2 separate regions of the Homo sapiens genome follow, and region 2 is linked to region 1. A link is a loop called in an ENCODE intact Hi-C map of the cell type or tissue named here. Cell type or tissue: mammary epithelial cell. All regions are shown on one strand.

What was found. A loop is a pair of places that touch in the nucleus more often than their neighbours do. Peaks named below come from ENCODE experiments on the same cell type or tissue, not always from the same donor. Only the 100,000 strongest peaks of a DNase experiment are listed, where the experiment ranks them.
Region 2: a loop joins it to region 1, with 5 times the contacts of the local background. A loop is called at or near these places in 11 of 110 quality-filtered maps.

What each region holds. Positions count from the first base shown.
Region 1 is chr9:21,786,095-21,794,094 of GRCh38, forward strand. No RefSeq gene overlaps it. Among named protein-coding and RNA genes, the nearest start is that of MTAP, 13 kb to the right of the region's middle. In mammary epithelial cell, CTCF peaks have their summits at 3,529 (motif pointing left) and 3,728; a DNase peak (open chromatin) is centred at 3,547; H3K27ac peaks cover 456 bases.
Region 2 is chr9:21,546,410-21,554,409 of GRCh38, forward strand. The region is part of intron 1 of MIR31HG (MIR31 host gene); the gene reads right to left. Among named protein-coding and RNA genes, the nearest start is that of MIR31HG, 9.4 kb to the right of the region's middle. In mammary epithelial cell, no CTCF peak of the experiment used is centred here; DNase peaks (open chromatin) are centred at 2,982 and 3,112; H3K4me3 peaks cover 2,661 bases; H3K27ac peaks cover 7,646 bases.

The DNA of each region.
Region 1 (8,000 bases):
ACTGAGGTCTCCTAAGAAAGCAGGAATTCTGCCACCAGACTGTCTTCAGACTCAAGACTGCAGCATCAACTCTTCCCGGAATCTCCAGACTGTCAACCTGCCCCACAAAGTTCACACTTAGCCCCTACAACTATATAGATATAGATATATACATGCATATGTATATAAGTACATGTGTGTGACATACACTTACACACATACACATGTGTTCATATGTGACATACACTTGACACATGCACACACACACATCCTACTGGTTCTGTTTTTTTGGAGAATCCTAATATAACTGGCATAACTTTCCTGCTAAAAACCAACCAGTGTTTTTATAGAAGGCCAGAGAATGAGTATAGGATTAGTTTATCCCCCTTCTCATAATTAACTTCCCTGTCCCCTTACTCCATGGATGGAAAGGAAGTGGGTGTGAAATGCTTCCTGAGGATGAGCATCATTCTGCATTCTGATGCAAGCATAGCTGCTTCTGCTGCCTTTGCTAACTTCACAGGGGCCTGACCCAAAAGCCAAAAAGGCCATGGGTTTATATTATCTATCACTTCAATTTAAGTTATATGCCTTTCTTCCTGAAAGTCACGGAGTATCTGGAGATGAGAAGTTGCCTCTATTAGAAAAAGCAGGTTTTAGATAGCAAAACCCACTCTGCCAGAAATTCTTTGTTGCCTCTTAGTAACTGTTGTTTTGTACCAGTTCCTCCCCTGTTGAAATGTAGGTATGCATTCCCTTTAGCCCTTTTCCAGGTATGTTAAGATTGGATTATATTTCATTATCAGTTCCAAGAGGACTATCTGTTGATCCTTAAAGGAGCTGCCAAAGAAGGATGGGCTTTCCTCTTAAAATTTTAGACCTTTTGCTTACTCTAAAAAATAAGAATAATACAGGATTGACTAGAAGATTGGTCACTCTTCCATAATAAGATTAAATATTCCAATTTTCAAAGAATAGATTATATTTTCTAATGAAATTTAATAGTAAAATCCAATGATACTCAATTGCCCTCGTATGTGTCCAGTCATTGCTCATGATAGAACTTTTGTTAAAACATGAAAACAATTTACCATCTTGTCCTTCAATCCCTCCTCCAGTAGAACCTCCTTCTTAAAATATTTTAATGCTCTGCGTGCCCTGTAGAATAATATCAGAAGTCTTTAGGGTGCTATGTAAAGGTCAGAAACACCAATGCTCGTGGGACTAGAGGCAAGGCTGGGACTGAATGTGAGACGAAGAGGCCAGGGACAAACTGGGCAGTGCGCATGTCATCCACTGATACTGTGTTGGAATTAGAGAATGATATTGGAAGACACTCCAAATTTTCTAGAAAGCTTGGAAATCCCTATTTTTTCATGTAGAGGTTTCTAAGTTGTAAATGTTGACAGCTTATTTTTTAAAAATACTAGCCATGCACGGTGGCACATGTCTGTAATTCCAGCTACCTGGGAGGTTGACGTAGGAAGGTTCCCAGAGCCCAGGAGTTTGAGGTCCCCCTGGGTAATACAGTGAGACCTTGCCTCTAATAAATAAATAAATAAATAAATAAATAATGAATGAATGAGCGAAACAAACCTCATCTAATTTCCAAATTAACCCTTGGATTCCTGTTTCCAATGCTAGACTCTGACCTATGTCCGCCCGAAAGGCTTCATCTCTCACTCTGCCCCCTTATACTCACACCCTGTGCTCTAACCACATTCCAAGAACGGCAGCTCTTTGAATGTACCACACTGGTTCCTACTTTGGTGCCCTTCAACACATGTTGCCCAGCCCTGCCTTCACTACATGTCCAAAAGCCCTTCCTTGTTCCCTTTTCTTGCCTGCAAATACATATTGCACAGTTCAGCTCAAGGGCCTTTCTTCAAGGCATCCCTCACCCCTACCCAGGCCAAACTCACCATACCCTACCTTGTCACCCCCTATCCCAAAACTGTATATAACGTCCTTATTATATCTATAACATTTGGCTCTTATTTATTTTCTTTACTCCTCCTAAAAGACTCTAAGTTCCCCAAAGGCAGAGACAGTATCTTTTCAATCTCTATTCTCAGCACCTCATGCAGTAGCTAGTATACCATCATCATCATCATCATAATTAACACATTCAGTACTTACCATGTTCCAAGTGCTTTACAAGTATTAACTTGAACTCTCACACAAACCCTGGATAATCACCCTAATTTTACAGATGAAGAAACTGAAGCTGAGTGTCATAAGCTTCAACACCAAATAGTGTAGAGTCAGAGAGTATGGGTCTAGACCTTGCTTCTCTATCATGTTTTCTCCCATATGGCACAGTGGTTTTGTTTTGTTTTGTTTTTTTGTGTGGAAATAAAATTAAACCTAAGGTTCATTTCCTAGTAGTTGATCACTTCAGTATTTCCAATCTCTTTCTTATGTATCTTTCAGTTGCTAATAAAATAGAAAGCTCAGAGATAGTTTTGCCAAGAAGAATTTTATTAAAATACTGCCACTTAAGGACTCTAATCCCACCCAGCCCTCCTGAATTCATCTGGTCTTGATTCAGCCTTGGTGAAAACAGGGTGCAGTCTGACCTACCGATAACCCCATTAAGCAGTTTCTTTTGATGCAAACAGCAATTTAAGCAAATATGCCCTTTTGTTTTCTCTAGAGCTCTTTCTTATCGTAGTAATATCCAAGCTGAGCTTCATGTGGGAAATCAAAGAGCCAAAGACAGGGACTTTTCATTATACACAGAAATCCGACGGAATGCTTTTTATTCCCATTCAAGCAGTTACTACTTATCTGCGTGACTAAGGTATGGAAGATCTAAAAAGAAACTAAGTGCTAGTCTGGCCTCTACTCCTTCACCCAGATGGAAGTTTCACAAGCACGTTTAAAGCTTCGGGTCAAGTGCTGTCACTCTCAAAAACCAGTGGGTCTGCATTTTCCTTTGCACTACAAGTACTCTAACTACAGACATTGTTCCGGTTTTTATCTGATTATAAGTATCCAACTAAAGTAGTTAAATGTTTAGAAAAGGTAAATAACTGATAGTGCATAAGGGAACCTGAAGTACTCTGTTGACACTTAAATTATATAGCCAAGGACAATGGAGGAAATCATTTAGTGCTATTAATCAGTAATCTAACAGTATTGTGTCTGTGTGCAACTGTCTTTCTTTTGGCTAATATCTGTGAATTAATTGGTCATTGAAAAATCTGATAAAGGAATATTCTAAAAGTACACAGTGAAATCCAAATTATTTCTATCAATTACAGCTCACCTTTTCTGAGGCTTAAACTTGACATGTAAAAACATTTTAGTTATCTGTTTCAAAATGAACAATATACCTCTGGTTAAAATTCTACCTTTTAAAAATTAAGGTATTTGAGACCTACAGGGATTAATTCTCTACTTAATATTTACTTTACTTTAGTAGTTTTTCTACAGAAAGTTTGTGAAAGATTTCATCCCCTATATATGTTTCTTTATCCTCCAAAATCTGGTCCTACAACTGTACTCCTTGACCCATAAGGTCAAGTGGTGCCATCTGCTGGTCATAAGAAGTGGTGTCATCTGCTGGTCATTGGTATATAACTATGAGAAAAACCACGTGCACTGTTGTAGAAGCAACTTAAGTAAACTGCAGTAGAGTACACTTACCACTTTAGAATTAACCTTTAAGTTATAACTTCTCTCTTTCCCTTCCCCCTTTCTCTCTCGCACTTTCTCTTATGAAGCCAATATGACTCAAGTTTTAGACTATTTTAAAAGGCAGGTTTGAGAAAAAAAAAAAAGAAAGCAAACTTTTGATGCCCCCTGGTGTTCAGGTTCCTTAGCATTTCTGAACTTCCTCTTTTGCTAAAACTAAAACCATAATAATGTGTTCTTCATTCATTCATTCATTTAGTCATTCACTTATTCATTCATCTAATGAACATAACTATATCATGAACCTATGAATTACACTCTATTTGAGATAACTGGATACCAAATTGTGGCCAACATGACAAGGAAAGAAAAATGAAGAATCTCAAGACAAAATTCAATTGAAATCTGTTTTGAAGTGTCCTTTGAGTTTGTCAGTTCAGTTGTAGCAAATCTGTGATGGCTGCCCTTATAAGTAACCTGAGGAAGAGAGGAAAAGAGGGTAGAAGGTGAAGGGAAGAGAGGGGAGGAGGGAGAGGATGGGCTGGATCAGTGAACATAATATAATCCACTCATGACACACAGAACAGACAACTTGTTGCTTCCTCTTTAAGTGCATTATAAACTAACACTTTTTTTTTTTTTTTTGAGATGGAGTTTTGCTCTTGTTGCCCAGGCTGGAATGCAATGGCCCAATTTCAGCTCACTGCAACCTCCGCCTCCCGTGTTCAAGCGATTCTACTGCCTCAGCCCCCCAAGTAGCTGCGATTACGGGCATGCGCCACCATGCCCAGCTAATTTTTGTATTTTTTAGTAGAGACGGGGTTTCTCCATGTTGGTCAGGCTGGTCTCGAGCTCCCAACCTCAGGTGATCCACCTGCCTCGGCCTCCCAAAGTGCTGGGATTACAGGCGGAAGCCACCGTGCCCGGCCGACACTTTTAAATAAAGAGATAAATGAGCTTGATGGGAATATATTACTTTACGAGCAAGATTTGTGTCTAATGCTTTAACTTAATTGTGGCAATTATTGTCAGATGGTCTAGGAAAAAATTGTGTATCTGGTACATGACTTTTGGGGAGCTCTAGGAAGCCCTCAGCAACATCATATTTCCCTTTGCACACCTCTGCTCCAGAGATATTTTCACAGTTGGATAAGATGCTTCTTAGATGATCACCAATACTCCATGCCTACTCATCAGTCCAGCCACTTGAAACAATCACCAGTACAACAGGACCGCCATATCTCCATGATATGAAATGAAGAGCTCATCCACGTGCCAGGAAGGTGGTGCACCCCAGCTGAATGGGAACAGAAGTTCCTGTGCTCAGGACCCTTCTAGACTTCACTTTATGTATCTTTTTATCTGGATATTTATTCATATCCTTTCAAATACCCTTCATAATAAATCAGTAAACGTGTTTCCCTGAGTTCTGTGAGCCACTCCAGCAAATTAATCGAACCCAAAGGTGGGGGGAGGAGGTTCACGGGAACCCCAATTTGAAGCCAGTCAGTCCGAAGTTCCAGAAGCCTGGACTTGCAACCGGGGGGAAGGAGGGGATGGGCTTGTGGGAGTAAGCTCCTAACCTGTGGGATCTGATGATTTATCTGGGTAGATAGTTGGAATTAAATTAGAGGACACCCAGCTGGGTCCTCCTGCAGAATTGACTGCTTGCTTGCTGGAGGGGGAAAATAAACACATATTTTTGGATCACAGAAGTCTCCTGTGTTGATTGTTATGGTGTGAGAGCACAGGAAAAATGGTTTGAGAGTTTTTCCTAAACAACATGATATACACGTACCAAAATATCACTGTATCCCACAATACATACAATTATTTTGTGCCAACTAAAAATAAAAGGAAAAACAAGAATTTAAAAATCCTAGCATGGTACTGGCATAAAAGCAGACATATAGAACAGTGGAACCCAACAGAAATTTCAGAAATAAACTCCTATTTGTGGTCAATGTAGTTTTGACAAAGATTTCAAGAACACACAGTGGGTATAATGACAGTCTCTTCAATAAGCAGCGTTGGAAAAACTGGATATCCACCCACAGAAGAATGAAATTAGACCCTCATCTCACTCCATATACAAAAATAAACTCAAAATAGATTTCAGATTTAAATGTAAAGCCCAAAACTGTAAAATTTCTAAAAGAAAACGTAGAGGAAATGCCCTGTGATACTGGTCTGAACAGTGGTTTCTTGGATACAACATAAAAAGCATAGGAAATAAAAGAAAAAATAGACAAATGAGACTGTATCAAACAGAAAAATCTTCTGGACAGCAAAGGAAATAATAGAGTAAAGGAACAACCCAAGAATTCGGATAAAATATTTGCAAATCTGTCTTCTGATAAGGGCCTAATATCCAAAATATATAAGGAACTAAAACAATTCAGTAGCAAGAAAACAACCTGATTTAAAAAATGGGCAAAGGACCAAAGTAGACATTTCTCAAAAGAAGATAAATGGCCAACAGATACATGAAAAACTATTCAACATCATCAATCATCAGGGAAATGCAAATTAAAATCACAATGAGATATCAAGTCATTTCTATTAGAACGGCTATTATCAAAAAGATGAAAGAGAACAAGTGTTGGAGGGGGATGCGGAGAAAAGGGAACCCTTGTGCACAGTGGTAGGAAGGTAAATTAGTATAATCACTTCAGAAAACAGTACAAAGTTTCCTTAAACAAACAAAAATACAATTACCATATGATCCAGCAATTCCACTTCTGGACATACATCCAAAGAAAATGAAATGAGTATGTCAAGGAGATATGTGCACTTTCATGTTTATTGAAGCATTGTTCACAATAGCCAAGACGTGAAATCAACCTAAGTGTCCATTATGAATGAATGGATAAAGATGATACACAATTGAATATTATTCAACCTTTAGGAAAAGAAGGAAATTCTGCCCTTTGTGACAATGAGGATGAACCGGGAGAAAATTATGCTAAGTAGAATAGGCCAGGCAGAGAAACACAAATACTGTACTGCATGATCTTACTTATATATGGAATCTAAAAAAGTCAAACTCATAGATGTAGAGAGTAGAACGGTGCCTACCAGAAGCTGGAGATTTGGAGGTAGTGATTATTTGAATGGGGAAAGGGAAGATGTTGATCAAAGGGCACAAAGTTTCAGTTAGACAGAAGGAATAAGTCTGTGATCTATTGCACAGCATGGTGACTATAATTAAGAATAATGTTTTATATATTTCAAAATTGCTAAAAGAGTATATTTTAAACGTTCTTACATAAAGAAATGCTAAGTATCTGAGATAGAAAATATGTCAGTTTGATTTAATTATTCTATAATGTGCATATATGTTCATATATAACATCTCCTGAATATATACAATTCAGGATATATATATATATACATATGTCTCCTGAATATATACAATTATTGTCAATTAACAATAAAATTAAGAAAGATATAGCAAGCAAAAAATACTCCTCTTCCACTTTCCCTCAGTACTTTACAAATACATTTCCCACTGCATTCTTATGAAGTGCTAGTTTAGTAATTAGTAAGCCTCTTTATACTTCACCCTCATTTTAAGTCACCGTTTCCATCTATTTTCCTTTACTGAAATCTGCCTATCCTTTCACTCTACAGCTTTCTCTTAAGGAGGTTGTTATTTTTCCATTCCCTACATACTAGGGGACTGTGATGAAGGGTAGCAATCTCCTGGTTTCTCATTGCCAACTCCAGGTTGGTTTGCTTCCATGGCCTCTAGAAAAACTAATGCTATTAGAAGGTGGTCTCTTCCATCTGGCTCTACCATCCTCTGATCATCCCTGTGGCTTTGATTTACCAGCCCCTCCAACAGCTGGACCTTGTATCATGGTCTTCGTCTTACCCCAAGTCCTATCTGCCACAGTTCTAGGAGATGTAATATGAATGTAGACAATACACACATGGAGATTTAAAAAAAAACAAACCACCTTCCCCCTTTCCCCCATCTGACTAATTCACTTGCTCACTTCTTGGATCTTTCCATAACCTTTAGAACTTATTACTCTTCTAAAACCTTGAGCTCCGATATCTCCCTCCAGGACCTCCTCTCCTTCCCTCTTTCACATTCCCTCACCCTACCCTCATGGCTCTTAGACTCCTTTAAGTCCTCCAGTCCCTTGATCCTCCACCCCCTTGATCCTCCACCTTCCCCCATCATCCAGGTCCTTCATGGCTTCATTGTTCCCCACAGGGCTGGATTTCTTTGATTGATAAGATAAACTTATACTTCCCCAACATCCTCAATTCCTTGAGGTCCTATCTGATCAGACAAGGGTGAAGGGCTGTCAGAAAAAATTACACGCCCTTGCAGATTGGTACCATTTCTAATTCATGGTCCCTAATCTGAC
Region 2 (8,000 bases), 240 kb before region 1:
GCTTATAACAATCTGAGAAAAATAATATTAACAGTATAAAGGCAGAACACAGCTGGCTAATTTAAGTGAATACAATTTTTAAAAGCATTTACTCCATTGGGACTCATAATTACAGTATTTTGCCAGTAAATCTGTAAACATTTCATATCATATGTATTAAAAGATCATGCTTCTGAATTAGTAACTCTTAAAAGGTAAAATTAAATATTCATAAATTTCAATAATTTGAAACACCGCAGTTTGAAATTAATTGATAAAAGTATCCCCAAGTCCAGGAAGATAATAAATTGCTATCTTCTGTGTTACTGAAATATAATTTGTATTATTCCTCAATTAGTAACCCCTACAATTTTAACTGTGGTGATAAAGTGTTCTACAATATGCAAGGTGGCAATTTCAAAACCTTCCCCTAAAACCAGTATTCTCAAGTCTTTTAAACTCATAACTAACCAAGCAGAAAACTCTCATATAAAAAGTCCAGCAGAGCTATGAGTGGTTAGACAGGTTAACGCCAACCTACAGAGGAATGGAACAGAAAATACACATCAAAATCATTCAGGGATCAAGGGCAGCAAACTCTTGAAATGGTTAGAGAAATCATGGTGTGGCATATTTCTCTTAGGCAAGCAGGGTCATTTCTGAGTTGGTCCTTCTCAGTAACCCAAATGAATGAATGCTCTTTTAAAGTGCCCATTAACTGAGGTGCATTTTTCTGGCTGTTTTTATAAAGTGCATGCCATAACAGGTACTTGTTTGGACAAAGATAAACATCGCTTTGTGTTCACATGCAAGTATGGCTTGTCACTTGGCACTTTGTGAATTACTTCTCAAAAAGAAGTCCTACTTTCAGCAGTTCTTGAGGAAACAGACAAGGGATCTCCCTACAGCCACTGATTTTAGGAGGTAGGGATTAAAAGTGTCAGGAACAGAGCATCTATTTTTGCTCATGTTTTAATTGGAAGTATAGTTACCACTCAAGCCAACTGGAAGCAGAAAAGCCTTCAAGATAATACATTAGAAGAAAAGTTAAGAGGGACACTGAAGATCATAATCCAATTGAAGAAAGAACCATTGAGTCATAGGATATGAAAATTTGGATGGAACCTTTATTAAACTAGACGGGATAGTCTAATAGCTTCATTTAACCAATTCAGAAAAGTATAAAAACAAGTCTTCAGTGAGACCTCTTACCCTACAAGAAATACAAAATCTATAATAAAGATCAAGTAATAAAATAGGGCTTGCAGTTCCTAACCATTCACAGTGGACATGCTCCCAACACCTGCAATATACATACATTTTTACTTTCTGTGTTTAATGCTGTTTCTACAAATTCTGCCACGTGTATATGATCATCCGGCCATGCAGTAAAAAAGCATCACTCTAAAGTGGTATGGTCTATATTGGAAAGCAAGTGTTACTCCAGCACCTAAGTTTCTAAATACTTGAATATTTTTGCCTCCCACCAGAACTGACTATAAATATAATTATTAACCATCCCAGACAAACTATAAAGACTCAAATAAAAGTAGACTCAAAGGATAAACATATTGCATATTGAAGAATGCTACTAGAATGAATATGTCATCCTATAGTTTGGATTAATAGGGCTCAAACTATGAAATGTGTCATGTCATTTCAGAAAAAGCAAAAAAGTTTGAATGTAGAGAGAAAGGAGTAGGAGTTCATATAGCCACTAGACTCACATTTTTTACATGAACCATTGTAGGATATGCATTTTACATCATGACCTGGTACACAATACATACATAACTAAAACAAAACTTTTACAAAGCAAGACTTACCGCTATGTGCAATGCACTATGATATTTCTCTATTTCTATTTAACTTCTTAAGTAATGCTCATGGTGACCCACAAAACTGATTTCATGATACACTAATGAATCAGATCCACATTTTGAAAAACATTATACCAGAAGACTATCAAATCTTCTTGCCCATGGCATATTATTCATAAATCCCAGCATTCTTCCCAGCAAGTTCAGCTAAGCTTCAGAACCCATTTCAAACAAGCATTCCAGGCAGCGAGTATCAACTATAGTTGGGACACAGTCACCACCTAAGTTTTAAGAGGACAAAGTGCAGGGACAGAGTAGCTATTTTTATTATTTTGCACTGTTTGTACCCCCAGTGCTTGCAGAGCATCCAGAACAGAGCGGGCACTCAAATAACCACTAAGAGGTGAATCAGTAAACGACCACTAAGAAGATCAGAGGGTAAGCTTCGGTTTCTGAAGGCCCTCTGTAGCTCCTTGCACTCCATCTTTTGGCTACTTTGCTATCTTTAAATATAAAGCTTTCAAAATTCAATCACTTTGAGTACTGTATGTACCGTCCCTGCTCTCCAAACTCCACCTTTTAATAACAGTTACCTGTACTAGGCTACTTGATGGTGCCTCTGTTATTTTCAAAAACAATTAGTTTACACTTAAGGAATTACCAAAAAAGATTACAAATCATGATAGAGTCCCTTGATAACTGGAAAGAAGGACCTGCCAAAACATGGACTGGATATTAGTGCATGTATTTTCTTATTTCAACCCTTCAACAATCTATTTAGTTTCATATCATCAACCCATTTTACTGGTGGGAAACCAAACACTTGGAAAAAAGAAGTGAGGTCACACAATTAGTAAATGCTTGGCAGAGCCAGGATTTTAAACTAGGTATTTCATTGCTCTTTATTATACCTCAGCTGCTCTTAAAAATGGCATTTAAATTACAAAGAAACAATGACCAGAAGCCTCAAACCCATTTGAAGTGTGTGAATTGTTAACAAGTTATCGTGTTGGAAAAATAAAACCCTATAACTTAGTAATATACTTCATCACATAACTTTACTTTTTCTTTGCCAAATCTTTGTGAGTTATTCACTGCTGGGTATGTTTTTCTTGGCAGCTGTTAATCTTGGCTCCGACATAAGTTCTTACTGTAGAGTAATTCAGATACGTTAAGTCCTCTATTACACAGAGAAAAAACAAGACTCTCTCTCGTGTGTATGCGTGTGTGTGTGTGTGTGTGTGTGTTTATATTGCTCATGTCCAAGAGGAAATAAAAAATGGAAACAATATAAATTGGGGGTGTGTGCATCGGGCAGTTAAAAGACTTTGAAGGCAGAATCAACAATTTTGGCCTTTTGGCTCTCAGCAGAAGTAGTGTAAGGAAATGGAGCGGAAAAGAACAGTACGGGTCAGGTTTAACTCACATGCACCCCCACACAAGTGTACGCTGCTTGACGTAGTCACAAAACCTGCAATGTGTAATTTGCCCAATCATGACCATGAGTCACTGTAAAAGTTACTAAGAAGGTTGTTCAAAAAAAGCATATTTTTGTTATAACTTTAGTTCTCAACCAGGAACAATTTAGGGAACATTTGGCAATGTCTGGAGACATTTTTGGCTGACACTACTGGGTAAAAGACAGGGATGCTGCTAAACATCCCACAATGCACAGGACAGCCCCCCATAACAAGACATTATATGGGCAAAATGTCAGTAGTACCAAGGTTGAGAAACCCTGGTTTTCAGTGCAATAATATTTCGTGGACAACACAACTACTATACTCCAGCTGCCTCTCTGATCCTGTCTCCTCATCTGTAAAATAAAGATGATTATAGTGCCTCTTCATTGTGTTGTTGTGAGGATTGAGTCTGATTTATGTAAAGCATTTAAAACTACGCCTATGACATAAGTAGGTGCTAAATAAATGTCACTCTTATCACCACCAGCATCATCATCATCAAAGCTTACCACCATGCGGCATGACCCTTTATTAGGTGAATTCTCGGGGTGAAAGAGGATTCTGTGTTAAAATAAAGTTGGAAAATGGTAGGTTAAAATCAGACAAGTTTCTTTGTTGTGTAAATGCTTGGAATCTCTAATAAGCAAAAAATATAGGACATGGAGAATTTCACATTGATCTGACCAAAGAATCCTATGCAGAATCTTGCAGGACTGAACACTTTTAGGGAAAGGCCGGTGTGGTGAAAGGGCATATACTGAGACTCTATAAACAGGATTCAGCTCTTGAGTCTATCACTTATCTGCCATGAAGCTGGGTAAGGCCCTTGACTTTCCTTGGCCTCAGTGATCACCAACGCAAAAAAAAAAAAAAGCCCTTCCAGATCAGAAAGTCTCAGCTTCTCTGATGCTCCTGGTTGTAGCATATCACTGCAGACCTCAAAGACATGCACTGTCAGATGTCAAGGACACCAGGGTCAAGCAAAATGAAGAGCTATGACAATTCCCAGGATAATTATGCTCCCCAAATTCCTGTTACTAAGGAAGCTCAAATATCCAATGTGGGAAATCAAGAGGAACATGATATAAAAACTAGCCTTATCTGTTGTGTTTTTGCAAATGCAGTCTAACTTTTTAAACAGAAAGCAAAACTAGCAAAGAACAATATGGTGCAATTTTTTAAAAATCTCAACTACCTAAAGTGTAGACCAGTATTATCTCCTCAATTATCTTTTAGGTGCTAAATAAAATCAGCACAGAATACGGCAAGAAAGGATTGCTACCTCAAGGAACTAAAACTCTATTTGGGGAGGAAAATGCACATATATCAGACATCCCGTGAGTGCTGACAGTTTAAACAAAGACCAATGGGAGCAGAGTCATCTCAGTTATTGCCATTTTTGATAAGTCAAATGCACAACAGCAAAATACAAAATAAAATTTAAAAATGAAATATAAACATTTATCTTTTCGTTTGGGTTTCCAAGTAAGTGTTTTATACCACCTTATTGTTCAGCCATCATTGACAGGGGCCAGGAAGGTATTTAAACTGCAGGGTATGTGTACTATTTGTCATTCACTATACTCTTCCTCCCTGAGTGCACTGGTAAAAGTTTGGCCTGAATCCTCCATGCATGACAGAGATGTACTTTTCTGGGATACAAAGTGAAATGAGTATGCCTCGTATTGTCCAGGGCACGATTTCTTCATATTACAACCTTAAGATATTTTAAATTGTATAACTGGAATCTTTTACTCTGGAAGAATAGCCAGTGTACATATAGGTTATCCTTTCTTTTAATCCATTAAAGTCCATACCCATTTCATGACTCTGCATGGCATCTGTAATCTTGGGGTCAGGGAGGGAGAAACCAAGGTGTATGCTAAGACTCTTCTGTCCTCAGCAACCCTCTTAACCCAGGTACTGCTTAGATTGAACAGGCCGTGGTAACTGATAAGCAACATCTGCTCATTTCCTCATTGTTCACTCTCATACATGACTATGCATAAACTAGTGTCATTTTCTAGAATTCCATAGGTTCCACTAACTCTATTTCTGATGACAAACTTGTTTGTCTTTTTTTCTTTCGAAACCTTATGTTTCAGATGAATTTAAATGTAGTCCCTGTTTTTCATTTCCAGACACAAAAAGAGACAATGGCTTCCTCTTTTCAAACTGCTTTAGAATATTCTTTTGTTCAGAATCTCTTTCAAAATGTTGAGGTTTGGTTGTCTTTGGTGGTGTCCCAGAATGATGGTTTACATCATCCCGCTCTCAACCTCTCCCCCCATGCACAAGCTTTGCTTTCCTAGAATATAACCACTCTGCTCTGGTGAGCCTCAAAAGAAAAATTCTGATTTTAAAAATCTAAAGCTTTAATTACTTTTACTATTTAAAAGCCATTTTCCATTATAAAATTTATCATATAAATTTGTCTAGTTTTGTCTTTAACCTTTTTGCTTTGACCTTTGAACATACCCTGTTATCAATGTTTTTGCTATTAAAGCTCCTTTTGTTTCTTTGCATTTTAATCACTGTTTTGTTTCATTTGCAAACTGACTCCGTTCACTGCTTAGTCCTCTGTTTTGGTTCTTTTATTGTGTCCCCATGCTGAATTTCAGACACTGCAAAATGTGAGCCCTGAAAAGGGCCTTTGCATTTACCCTATTCAGGAGTGCAGGATCATTAACCACCACAAAATAAAAACTAGTTCCAACTTCCTCTGCCATCAGGGATAGAAAGCAGTGGGGAAGCTCTGAGAGGGAAGGTAGACTAGAGCCAAAGGGAAAGCATAGGTCCCGGTAGTGCTTCACCTGGATATGGATGTGTGTGTGTGTATGGAATGGTAGTGTCCTTGCATGTGGAGTTCCCATAAGTTCCCTAGAAGAGTTACAGTAACAGCAGTCACGTGAAACTTAGCAAGGAGACCTTGAAGATTTTAAAAACTCTTAGGCAGCCCTGAAGTGGGTCCTCAGTTTACACACTGATAGCCCAGGCAACTCACCCAAAGCCACATGGGAGTAAACACTAGAGATTCAGCATGGCAACCCAGATCCCTTCCTCTAATAGTAGGATACTAGCAAATACTATTTGCAAATACTATTTGCTAATACTATTTGTGAATACTATTTGCTAATACTAGCAAAGCAACATTTCCACCTTATTCTTTGGCTTTTACTTTTTCTCTTGTGAATTTAGTTCTATGAAATCTTGTTTCAGCACACATCTTAATTATGGCTGGCTCTGACAGTTCTGTCTCAAGTCCACAACTTCAACAGACTTTATACCCACACACAAGATCTATATATCCACGCCAAAGGTCAGGTGTGATAATAATGAAGAGGGAATTATCATTTTTAATGATAAGCTACCCACACTTGTTACTATACTTTGCAAGCACATATTATAATTTTCATAGGCAAAGACATATTATCCTTTTATTCATTGTCTCATTCATTGTTTTAATAAATGTTCAATGAACACCAATTTTGGGTTAGGTGCCTCGAAGACTATACTTATATTCCAATTCCAGTGCCATGGCTCTAAAAACAATGATCTATATGGTTCCTTTAGTATGGTCTTCAGAGAAAATTTAAATATCAGATTTAGTACTTTAAAGACACTATCTGCCTCTTTTGGTCATAAACATTAATTACTACCTATACCATCTGTGTCTTTTGCCAGACTTGGACATGAAGGACTTTGAATTAGTTCTAAAAATAAAAATTAAAATATGTGCTATAGCTGAGGACATCCAAAATGCTGTACAAATGACTCCCAAACAGGTTTCAAGAAGAGTTCCACAGATATTCTGCTTAATTAATGTGATATATAACAAAGTAATTAAGAGCAGAGACATAGAAATAGGAAAGACTTGGATTGGAGTCCCAGTACTACACCATTTATTAGCTGTCTGACCCCTTTAATCTCACTAGGCCAGTTTTCTTCTCTGTAAAATAGGAACAATCATGGCGCTTAGATGGGAGGGTTATTTGAAGCTTATCTGCGGTAATATAAGTAAAGCATGGAACCCAGGAAATGATCAACAGAAAGCGCTATAATTGTTATCACTGCTTTGACAATCAGAAGAGTTGGATGCATTTTATTTTAATATTTACTTTTGAACAAAATATTTGGATGAAGCTGACACCCTGGCAGTTTTAGAAAACAGTTTTGTGTTAGTTCTAGTTAGTATTTTAGATGTGATCTGAAATAAAAGTAGACAACAGTCAATTATGTGGCTCTGTTTATATTTTAATAATTTATTTCCATTTATATTTTAATATTTCCAGTAAAATTTATGTTTATAGCTTAGCTAATAGAACTATCTAACACATAGTAACTTGCCCATTATTCTGAAATATGTGGTCTTATCATTTCTACTTCAATAAATTTTGCAAAACAAAAAGGCCACCAACACTTACGATTAGCATAACGAACATCTTCAAAAGGAAAATTTACTTTTCAAATAAATCTGTTTTTTAAATTATTCTTAACTGGGCTATAACTAGCTCTCCATTTTTATATTTCCTTTTGACAGTGTGTTAATTTACAAAAGGAAATACAGAACATTAGCTTTGACCAATTGATAAATACATTTATTTTAAAAGGAAGCTGAATCTTTAAAATGTTTTGATCATCTTTGTCAGTTCATAAGATTTATGGCTATTTCTCCAGAATTTGAAAACCTCTTAGCAGCAAAAATAAAATTTATATTAAAGATTTATTATTCAAAAAA